Linked DNA regions of Mus musculus: region 2 is linked to region 1. Evidence: chromatin loops called from intact Hi-C (ENCODE). Cell type or tissue: gastrocnemius. All regions are shown on one strand. Links, peaks and the distances in the headings refer to the core of each region. The heading gives the core; the rest is flanking DNA. Region 1 overlaps P2ry10b (purinergic receptor P2Y, G-protein coupled 10B). Region 2 has its middle 46 kb from the start of Rtl3.

Region 1 (5,389 bases), core at 300-5,299:
TGCAGAGGACTGGGGTTTAAGTCCTAATCCCATCATTGTGGTTCTGTAACACCAGCTCCAGGGTATCTGCTGCCTTCTTCTGAAGTCCACAGGCACTAGGCATGCAAGTAGTACATAGACATACATACAGTCAAAATTCACATCCATACATCACTAAATCTAAATGAAAATTTAACACTGAATTGTTTCACCATATGGAGAAGAGACAGCAAAAAGAAAATAGTATTTCCAAGTTTTGTCACCATCCACATCCTCCAGACTGCAAACCTTTTTATAAGTACAATAAAATCAATATTAAAAACATATAAAAAGCACATAATGATAAAAGTCATCTGTGGTAATACAACTTCACATGACATAGACTGCCAATACTAAGGTACCTGTCACATCTGAAAAGTACTGCTTGTGGCAGAAAGAGTTGTAATATGTATTTTCTCTCCACCTCATGCCAGAGCTACAAGGTAAGAAATTATAGCTTCAATTACTACTGAGGAAATAAAATCTTGGAAAAAAACAAATAACTCACTGAAAGTCAAATAATTAGTGATTGAGTTGACATTTAACCCCATGGTGCACAAAATCTGCAACCCCACAGTTTCCTTTGGTATTACATTACTAAGAATGGGTAAAATAAACAGTTCCTCAGAGTCAGAGAACAAATGTAACACAGACGATGTGAAATGGTCTCTTTGACAGAGTAAGTCTTGATTCACTATATTATTCTAATGAAAATTTTGATATCTGCAGCTTATGATAATTATGCCATGATTTTCCATGTGAACTATTCCTACATTAATAAGCTTTTAAGGAAACTAAGAAGTGATTTTTAATTGGAATATTATAATAAAGAACCTAAAAATATGTGTTATACCTTCATGGGGAAAATCTCATGGGCCTTCACGATCAAATATAAAGCTATAAGCAATAATTGACTACTAAAGAATGCAGAATTAATCCTCCCTGGGGATGAGCCTCCTAATTGGTTATCAAATACAGGTGGTCAGCCTTAAAATACAAATGGACTCGGCAAATCATATTTATATATTTATTTGTATATATCTTTCTTTGTGTATAACAATAATAAAGAAAAGAAGAATATGAATTATAAACGAAATGGGAGGACTGACATGGGAGGGGGTTGGAAGGAGTGGAAACAGAAGAAAGAATGATATAATACTATACCAAATGTCATTCCTGAAAATCTACATATAAAAAACAGACTGTGAAGATTGTACTTAATGTTTATGGGCACATGCATATATGTAATATATGCAACAATGAGGAAAGCATATGGATATGTGAGAGTGTTTTGGAAGTGGAAAAGAAGAAATAATACAAATAAAAATAAAACATTGTAAAAGGAAGAAACTAAACCCCAAAAAGGAATTGTGACACACTGAAGATCTCAAAGTGACCTTTCTTTAAAATGTTGATATATGGATATTGTTTATCACTCCATTTTCCTATATAGAAAATGCTGTCTTAGGTAGATCAATGGAACAGAATTGAAGACCCAGAAATGAAACCACACAACTATGGTAACTTGATCTTTGACAAAAGAGCTAAAGCCATCTAGTGGAAAAAAAGACAGCTTTTTCAACAAATGGTGCTAGCTTAACTGGCGGTTATCGTGTAGACAAATGCGAATCGATCCATTCTTATCTCCTTGTACAAAGCTCAAGTCTTAGAGGATCAAGGAACTCCACATAAAACCAGAGACTCTGAAACTTATAGAGGAGAAAATGGGGGAAAAGCCTCGAAGATATGGGCACAGGGGAAATATTCCTGAACAGAACAGAAATGGCTTGTGCTGTAAGATCTAGAATCGACAAATGGGACCTCATTAAATTGCATAGCTTCTGTAAGGCAAAAGACACTGTCAATAACACAAAAAGGCTACCAACAGATTGGGAAAGGATTTTTACCAATCCTAAATCTGATAGGGGACTAATATCCAATATATACAAAGAACTCAAGAAGCTGGAATCCAGATAATCAAATAACCTCATTAAAAAATGGGGCACAGAGTTAAACAAAGAATTCTCAACTGAGGAATACCAAATGGCTAAGAAGCATCTAAAAACATGTTCAACATCCTTAATCATTAGGGAAATGCAAATCAAAACAACCCTGAGATTCCACCTCACACCAGTCAGAATGGCTAAGATCAAAAACTCAAGTGACAGCAGATGCTGGCGTGGATGTGGAGAAAGAGGAACACTCCTCCATTGTTGGTGGGATTGCAAGCTTGTACAACCACTCTGGAAATCAGTCTGGCGGTTCCTCAGAAAATTGGACATAGTACTACGGAAGGATCCAACAATACCTTTTATGGGCATATATGCAGAAGATGTTCCAACTGGTAATAACAACACATGCTCCACTATGTTCAAATCAGCCTTTTTAATAACAGCCAGAAGCTGGAAAGAACCCAGATGTCCTTCAACAGAAGAATCGATTCAGAAAATGTGCTACATTTACACAATGGTGTACTACTCAGCTATTAAAAACAATGAATTTATGAAATTCTTAGACAAATGGATGGATCTGGAGGGTATCATCCTGAGTGAGGTAAACCAATCACAAAAGAACTCACATGATATGCACTCACTGATAAGTGGATATTAGCCCAGAAACTTAGAATATCCAAAATACAATTTGCAAAACACATGAAACTCAAGAAGAAGGAAGACCAAAGTGTGGATACTTCCTTGTAGGCAGCCGGGCGCCTAAAAGATGGCGCTGGCCTCCAGTACACCGTCGCCATAAACAACGCCACTGCGCAGGTGCTAGCCCAAATCTGGTGCCAACCCCTCCTGAGCGGGTGCATACAAATCAATGTGCCGGCAGACTGACCAATTCCAGGAGGACACATAGCTCTCCCCAGTGCTGGGGTGTATATAAGCAGTCCTCCCTGGTTTTCCCAGGTTCCCGTAGCATCGAGGTGTTCCTGAAATAAAGAAGGCTGTTGAGAAGAATCCCACCGTGTTGTGTTTTTCTTGCTGGATGAGGTAAGCGCAACACTTCCTCCCTCTTTAGAATGGGGAACAAAATACCATGTGGAGATCAGAGTGAAAGCACATCTGAGTGGATGTAACAGAAGGAATCATGGCTGCCAAACTGAGTCTAGTTTGTCTTGGCGTTAGCAATTGTAGGAGCTGTGATAAACTCTGCTTTATATAGTATGGATGCTGGGCACAGAACTGTCATCTTTGACCTACTCACTTTCTCATCCTTTGGGTACAGAAATCAATTATTTTTGACTGCCACTGCCAACCATGGAATGTATCAGTCATTACTGGAAGCAAAGATTTGCAGAATGTCAACATCACACAGTGCGTTCTCTTCCTGCCAGTAGCCAGCCAGCTTCCTCGAATCTACACCAGCATGAGTGAGGACAATGTTGAGCGGGTGCTGCTGTCTATCACCAGAGATCCTCAAAGTAGGTGGTGGCTTGGTTTGATGCTGAATAGTTGATTACGCTGGTCTCCAGGTAGGTGAATGATGACCTCACAAAATGAGCCGCAATATCTGAGCTCATCTTTGATGACCTGTCCTTGACAAAAGGAGTTCACAGGGGCAGTAGAAGCCAAACAGGTGGCTCAGAAGGAAGCAGAGATAGCCAGATTTGTAGTGGAAAAGGCTGAGCAGTAGTAGGCAGCAGCCATTATATCTGCTAAGGGTGACTCCAAGGCAGCTGAGCTGATTACCAACTCGCTGGTCACAGTAGGTGATGGCATGATTGAGCTGTGAAAGCTGGAAGGTGCTGAGGACATTGTGTACCGGCTCTGCCGCTCTGGGACCATCACCTACCTGCACTCTGTCCTCCTCCAGCTACCCCAGGTAGGCCTACCATGCTTCACCTTCTTGCGCCACTCAGACCACCTCAATCATTCTGAATGATGCCTTCCTCTCCTCCACCCCAGAAACCACTTGAAATTTAATGATTGGCTTAAAGTGAAGGAAATAAAAGAAAAATCACTTCAGATCTCTCAACAACAATAATAACAATAACAATAATAAAAACAGAGCTGGAATCCATAAATGAATCTATAATAGAAACAAACAAGCAACGAATCACAATATAACTGATGTTTATAATAATGACTTCAAGTGATCATGAAAGCAGTTCATTGTTCACTACACTTTTAAAGAAATTATTACATTTCATTTGTAATTGGGAGTGCAGCAATGTGTATATGGAGTTTCAATTCCTAGCACCTACACAAAAGCCAGGCACAGCAGGCACCTGTAACGTCAGTGGTGTTGAAGCAAAGGGAAGGTTCTTTTCATTGGGCATCTAGTCCAGCCAAGCATTTAAGCAGTACTAGATATTCTGTCTCAAAAATAGAATGGAGAGAGATCACGGAAGACATATAATGTCAAAACTCTAGCTGCTATTTTCACATAATGTGCACACACACACACACACACAGAGTGAGAGCGAGAGCGAGAGAGAGAGAGAGAGAGAGAGAGAGAGAGAGAGAGAAAGAGAGAAAGAAAGAGAGAGAAGAGGACTCATTTTTATAAGAATATATCAAATAATACATTTTATGGGAGGAATAAATGACCAAGGAGAGCGACAAGGGATCTACCATGTCCAACACATAGAACCTCTAATTCTTATAGGAAAGAACAAAAAGGATCAATAATAAAATCCAAGCACTCCAAAACACAGCCAACTAAATTAAATGAATTAACAGACCTCTGTTAATAATAAATGTTAAATGGCCTCTAATAACCAACAAAAATAGATTAGCTAATTTTATTTAAAAACAAGATCCAATTATTTGTTCTATTTCTGGATATATAGATCAAGGGTTATAAGAAATCATATCATAGAGATAGTTACACATGCATGTATATTGCATGTTTATTCACAATAGAAAAGCTGTAGAACCAGTCTTTGTATTCATCAATGAATGAGTGAGTCAACAAAATGCAGTATGTATAAACTGGAATTTTATTGATGTGTAAAGAAGAATTAATTTATAATGTTTTTTGGAACTGAAGATCAGTGTGTTAAGCAAAATAAGCCAGACAAATATCACATTTTTCAATCAAATATTTATAATACACAATATATATGCAAAACATAAAAGTAGAGAGGGGAAGAAAAAATGTAAACAGGATGTATACAAAGTATAAGGGAGGTAATCAAATACAAGATGTAATAAACATTTGTATCAAGAGTGCAAAAGAGAGAATTTAGAAGGAAGGCACCAACAGGAATTGGATGGTAGCCAAGGTTGTGGGGAGTAAATAAGAACCAAGTATGATGATATATGCATATGAAAATATCACCATGAAATCCATTCCCTAATATGCTAACTCAAAAATATAATAAGAGCTAAAGGCTACTTGAAAAAAGTAGACACCAAAAAAAGTA
Region 2 (5,389 bases), core at 244-5,243, 380 kb after region 1:
AGTGGGGTAGTATGAAAAAGATCATTATAATTCATAAGGTGCAGAGAAGTATCTCACAGCAAATAGTTTCATCAAAATTCTGAAGGGACATTTAAATGATTTAAATAAGAATTGTCCCCATAGGCCCTAGCATTGAATACTGGTTTGTACCACACTTAAGGAGGTTTTGGAGCTACATACTGAAGGAAGTATTCCTAGGACCGGGCAGGATTTGGGAGCTTACAGCTTCACCTTACTGTCAGCTCTGTCTGCTTTGTGCTTGCAACGGAAGATGTGAATGCTCAGCATCTTGCTGTCTTTCTTCTATAAGTTGCTTTAGTCACAGTATTGTAATAGAACAACAGAAAATAAGCACTATGTGCATAACATATTCTTATAAACTTCAAGCAGGAAGTTTTCAAGTGAAGAAAACCCTACATAATAACATACAAAATCGATAACAACTGTAGGACAATAAAAGTAGTATATAAAGACTCTAGATCACTACCCTTTTAAGATCATGTTTTATGTTTCATTGATGTAAGTTTCCTTCTGTATTTCATCTCCCAAGTTTTTACTTAAGTAATGTATAGTTTGCAAGCACTATGAATTGATCCTTTGCTTTCTTTTATCTTCTGGTTATTGTTAAAATATAAGAAACCAAATAGTAAATATATATTTTATAATTAGCCATTTTGTTGCTAATTAATTTTAATAGTTCTTCAATTCTTTTATAATTTTAAGAAAAACAATAATATCATCTTCGACAATTAAGTATAGTTTACATCTCCTTTCAACCAGTTGGGTTTTTGTACGTTGGTATCAGCTAAAAATGTTGGGAAATCCACTTTGCTTCTTACTTTACTAGAAATCATAAAAAATATGAAACTATTTTATTTTACAAAGTGACTTTTATACTTTTAAGATGGGTATGTATTCCTTCCTATTTGACTAAGTGATTTGTTGTATTACACTAAGATATTTTATAATAATAAGTAATCCATGAATTTGTGAGAAAAGAAAAATACTTCTATTCTTGTTTTTCTAATAAGATGAGCTATGTTACTGAAGGGAATAGACGGAGATTGATAACGGTCATGTGCCAATCCTTACCAAGACCAACACTTTCTGGGAAATGCATCCTTAGCAAATTTCATAATTGTGCTAACATCACTGAAAGTCCTTGGGCCAACTATGACAGCTAAGACATCACTTGGCAGCATACTATGGGACGGGTTATACACATTCTTTTCTTAACAAAAGGATCATTGTGTAGTGCATGATCACAGTTTCTCTCATATAATCCATGTCAGAGCTTCAGGGTATATTGGAATCCCATGAAATTTTCACATACATATTTTTCTTGGAAGAACATTTGCAGGTCTCAGCTTAGTCACAAAAGAATTTGTGTCTGTCCTCTCAATAAATAAAAATTAAGAACGTAAGCCTCAAGTATCCTAATTCCAAAAGAAACTATATGAAGTTCCAGAGTACAAGGTTTCAAAACACAAGGGGTAGCATTATTTTTAAATGGTGGATTTAATTAATGGAAAAGAAATAAATGATGAACTATTTGAAGAGCTCTTGTTTTGCTTTCATGTTTGCAAAATGTCACCCTAAACGACTTTTGGTAAAGGTCTGTTCAAGAAACAGTGTTCTGTGCTGGAAATGAAGGCTCAGAAGAGATGTTCTAGAAAAAAATTGTAATTTTTTAATGCAAGAATGCTTTTATTTATTTTTAAATTTATTTATTTTTTACACTCCATATTCCATTTTCCACCCCTCCATCCACCCTCCAACTGCTCCACATTCCACACCTCCTCCCCACCCCACCCCGTCTCCACGTGGATGCCCCCACCCACACCCACCCCACCTGACCTCTAAACTCTCTGGGGCCTCCAGTCTCTTGAGGGTTAGGTGCATCATCTCTGAATGAACACAGATCCAGCAGTCCTCTACTGTATGTGTGTTGGGAGCCTCATATCAGCTGATGTATGCTGTCTGTTTGGTGGTTCAGTGTTTGAGAGATCTCAGGGGTCCAGATTAATTGAGACTTCTGGTCCTCCTACAGGATTGCCCTTCTTCTCAACTTCTTTCAGCCTTCCCTAATTCAACAACAGGGGTCCCAAGGCCTGACACTATTACTAAGGCTATGGAACATTCACAAAAAAGGACCTATTGTGACTATCATGAAAGACCCAAAAAGCAGCTGAAAGAGTCAGATGCAGGTATTTGCAACCAACCAATGGACAGAAGCAGCTGAGCCTTGTGGTTGAATTAGAAAAAAATTTAACACTTTCTTCCTTTCCTTTCTTAAGGGAGACAAAAAGACCAAATGCTTTTCTTTTTAACCAGCATTTAATTTAATTCACATTATAATAGCACCATCTAGTGGTACATGGTAGAAACACACGAATCTAGGAGCATCTGAATCAGTTAGCGTGGTTCTTCAAACTGACCTGTGAACCCTACCTAGGGAAACCTGAATCATATGCTGTTTGACCTTCAAGCTCTGTCTCTCTGTCTCTGTCTCTGACTCTATCTGTCTCTCTATCTCTCTCTGTCTCTCTGTCTCTCTGTCTCTGTCTCTGTCTCTGTCTCTGTCTCTGTCTCTCTCTCTCTCTCTCTCTCTCTCACACACACACACACACACACACACACACACACACACGGGTAAAACTGCAAGAACCTGAGGAACACGACTTTCCCTCACATACCATCTTGGTAAAATGGAAGTGTTGAAATTTGGAAGACAGATTTGCAGGATTCACTCAACAGAAGGATGCTTTGCTGTCAAATTTTCTATTATGAAATCCTGTAGGAGAATAATCTAGCAGCTGCTACATGTGTGCTCAGGAATGAATAGTTGTACAGAGTGGCTTTCTTCACTTCCCCCAGGATTCGTGCATCCCACCTGTGCAGAGTTCATGAAAAAATCTGATCTCCATATAAACACCACGAGGCTGATATTGTTATCCTTTTAATACAGGGACACGAAGGCCAGGGGAGATTTGAGTGCCTTGCCTGAAGACACACAACAAAGTATTAAGGAAAACTAGAACACTTACAATTTCAATCCAAAGGGGCCAACAAAAGGCCTTTTGTGAGCTTGAGAAAAATGAAAATTGTATGACAATTATAAGAATAGAGATACTCAAAGGGACTTATAAAACAAATGCTGAAGACTAGATACATAACCATAAAACAGAACATAGACGTAGATTAGAAATATAGCTCATCGTTCTAAGACTTGTAAACAAAAACCTCATGAATGGAGTTAGTTCCGAGTGATAAGCCCAAGAGTTATATCAATATTACCAAATGGCAAAACTGACACCACACCAAGTTGTGTCCCATAAGAGCCTTGTTGCTTAATGTTTTCTGAAGAAATAGAACAGACCCTCAGACACTTAATAGGTAGTGTTATCATAATTAACCATGAAGAAATATCAACACACTTCACACCCCAATTCAATTTAAATAGTCTGAGCTTCCCACAACAGCAATTCATTTTTATTTTTATTTTATATGTGTGAGTGTTTTGCCTGCATGTATGTGTATCTGCAACACGTATGTACCTGGTGTCCAAGAAGGGGGTCATATTCTCTGGGACTAGAGTTACAGACACTTGTGAGATGCTCTGTTGGTATCTGGAACTGAACCCAGGTCTTCTGAAAGAGCAGCTGGTGCTCTTAACACTAAGCCACCTCTCCGGTCCCACATGCAACAATATATTTTAAGATATACCTTATGCCATGGAAGGAGTTACAAAGAAAAAGTTTGGAGCAGATACTGAAGGAATGACCGTCCAGAGACTGTCCCACCTGAGGACCCATCCCATAAACAACCACCAAACTCAGATACTATTGAAGATGCCAACAACATTTTGCTAACAGGAGCCTGATATAGCTGTCTCCTGAGAGTCTTTTCCAGTGTCTGTCAAATACAGAAGTGGACGCTCACAGTCATCCATTGGACAGAGCACAGGGTCTCCAATGACGGAGCTAGAGAAAGTACCCAAGGAGCTGAAAGGGTTTGCACCCCATAGCAGAACAACAATATGAACTAACCAGTACCCTCAGAGATCCCTGGGACTAAACCATTAATCAAAGAAAACACATGGTGGAACTCCTGTCTCTAGCTGCATATGTAGCAGAGGATGGCCTAGTAGGTCATCAATGGGAGGAGAGGCCCTTGGTCTTGTGAAGGTTCTATGCCACAGTATAGGGGAAGGCCAGGGCCAGGAAGCAGGAGTAGGTGGGTTGGGGAACAGGGGGAGGGGGGAGGGGATAGGTGATTTTTGGGAGGAAACTAGGAAAGCAGATAACATTTGAAATGTAAATAGAGAAAATATCTAATAAAAATACATCAGTCATATTTTGGTCATTATGATTTAAGCAGTTTATGTATTTTGATGCTCTTATTATAGATGATATTTCTAAAGAAAAAATATATCTTATGGACGTCAAGTGTACAGCAAATCTTAACACTAGATTTTTGTTCATTTGAAATCTCTACATTGTGATCTAACAAATCATTATGTCATACCTAAACACAAATTCTGAAATCAGAAAAAGTATATTTAAATTGAGCCACCAATGGGCTGTAATCTCACAAGTCTGATGACCAGAATTTGATCCCGGGAACCCTCATAGGAAGCCAATGTAGAAGCAGACATATAATCCCAGCATACTTATGAGAAGATGAGTGCATTAGCTGGAAGCTTAATGGACAATGAAGAAGAGAGAACCTGCCTGCCTCAATAATGTGAAAAGCAAAACCAGAAAGACACGAACTGACTGCCAAAAAGTAAGAAGTTGTCCTCTGACTTCAACATACATTCATTCATAAACGTTAAAAGTTTTATCTTGGAATTAAATCCCAACACAGCCATATTTAGTCAAGCACATAAACTGCCTCACTGGAAACACATATCATGCAACCATGCTGCTCTTAATTATATGACCTGAGTTCTCTGCTCCCCATGTCTGTCCATTGACTTTCTACCTGTTTTTCCTGCAATAACATTAGAGCTGTTAGAACTGTCTTCTTCTAGAGACTATGCTTTGAAGGGGAGAGTGTGGACTACAGAAGCTAATAGCTTCTGGGTCAGGCGGGAGCCACAGAGCTTCTGGGGCAGACCGAGTTTCGAGCTCCAGACATACCGGCACCTTCCCTGCCAGAGGAGAGGTGTTCGCCCCACCCGGGAGGGCTTTGCCTCAACACCTGGAGGAGCCATCTTGGTTCCCAGGTCCCTCTGAGACTAGTCTGAACAGGTGACAGTGTGGACTACAGAAGCTACACAGATTCTGGGACAAGACCTATTTCAGGCCTTCATCTTCTGCCAGGAGGCAGGTCCGAACTCCAGATATCTGTCCACCTTCCTTGCAAGAGCAGAGCTTGCCTGCAG

What was found. Hi-C counts contacts between places; a loop is a spot of excess contacts. Peaks named below come from ENCODE experiments on the same cell type or tissue, not always from the same donor. Only the 100,000 strongest peaks of a DNase experiment are listed, where the experiment ranks them.
Region 2: a loop joins it to region 1, with 6 times the contacts of the local background. A loop is called at or near these places in 32 of 42 quality-filtered maps.

What each region holds. Positions count from the first base shown.
Region 1 is chrX:107,173,214-107,178,602 of GRCm38, reverse strand. P2ry10b (purinergic receptor P2Y, G-protein coupled 10B) reads right to left here. Exons shown (of 2, transcript NM_001122596.1): 2 at 4,942-5,389. It also overlaps the pseudogene Gm14834. Among named protein-coding and RNA genes, the nearest start is that of P2ry10b, 27 kb to the right of the region's middle. In gastrocnemius, for the core only: no CTCF peak of the experiment used is centred there; a DNase peak (open chromatin) is centred at 2,787.
Region 2 is chrX:106,791,840-106,797,228 of GRCm38, reverse strand. No RefSeq gene overlaps it. Among named protein-coding and RNA genes, the nearest start is that of Rtl3, 46 kb to the left of the region's middle. In gastrocnemius, for the core only: a CTCF peak has its summit at 2,386 (motif pointing left); no DNase peak of the experiment used is centred there.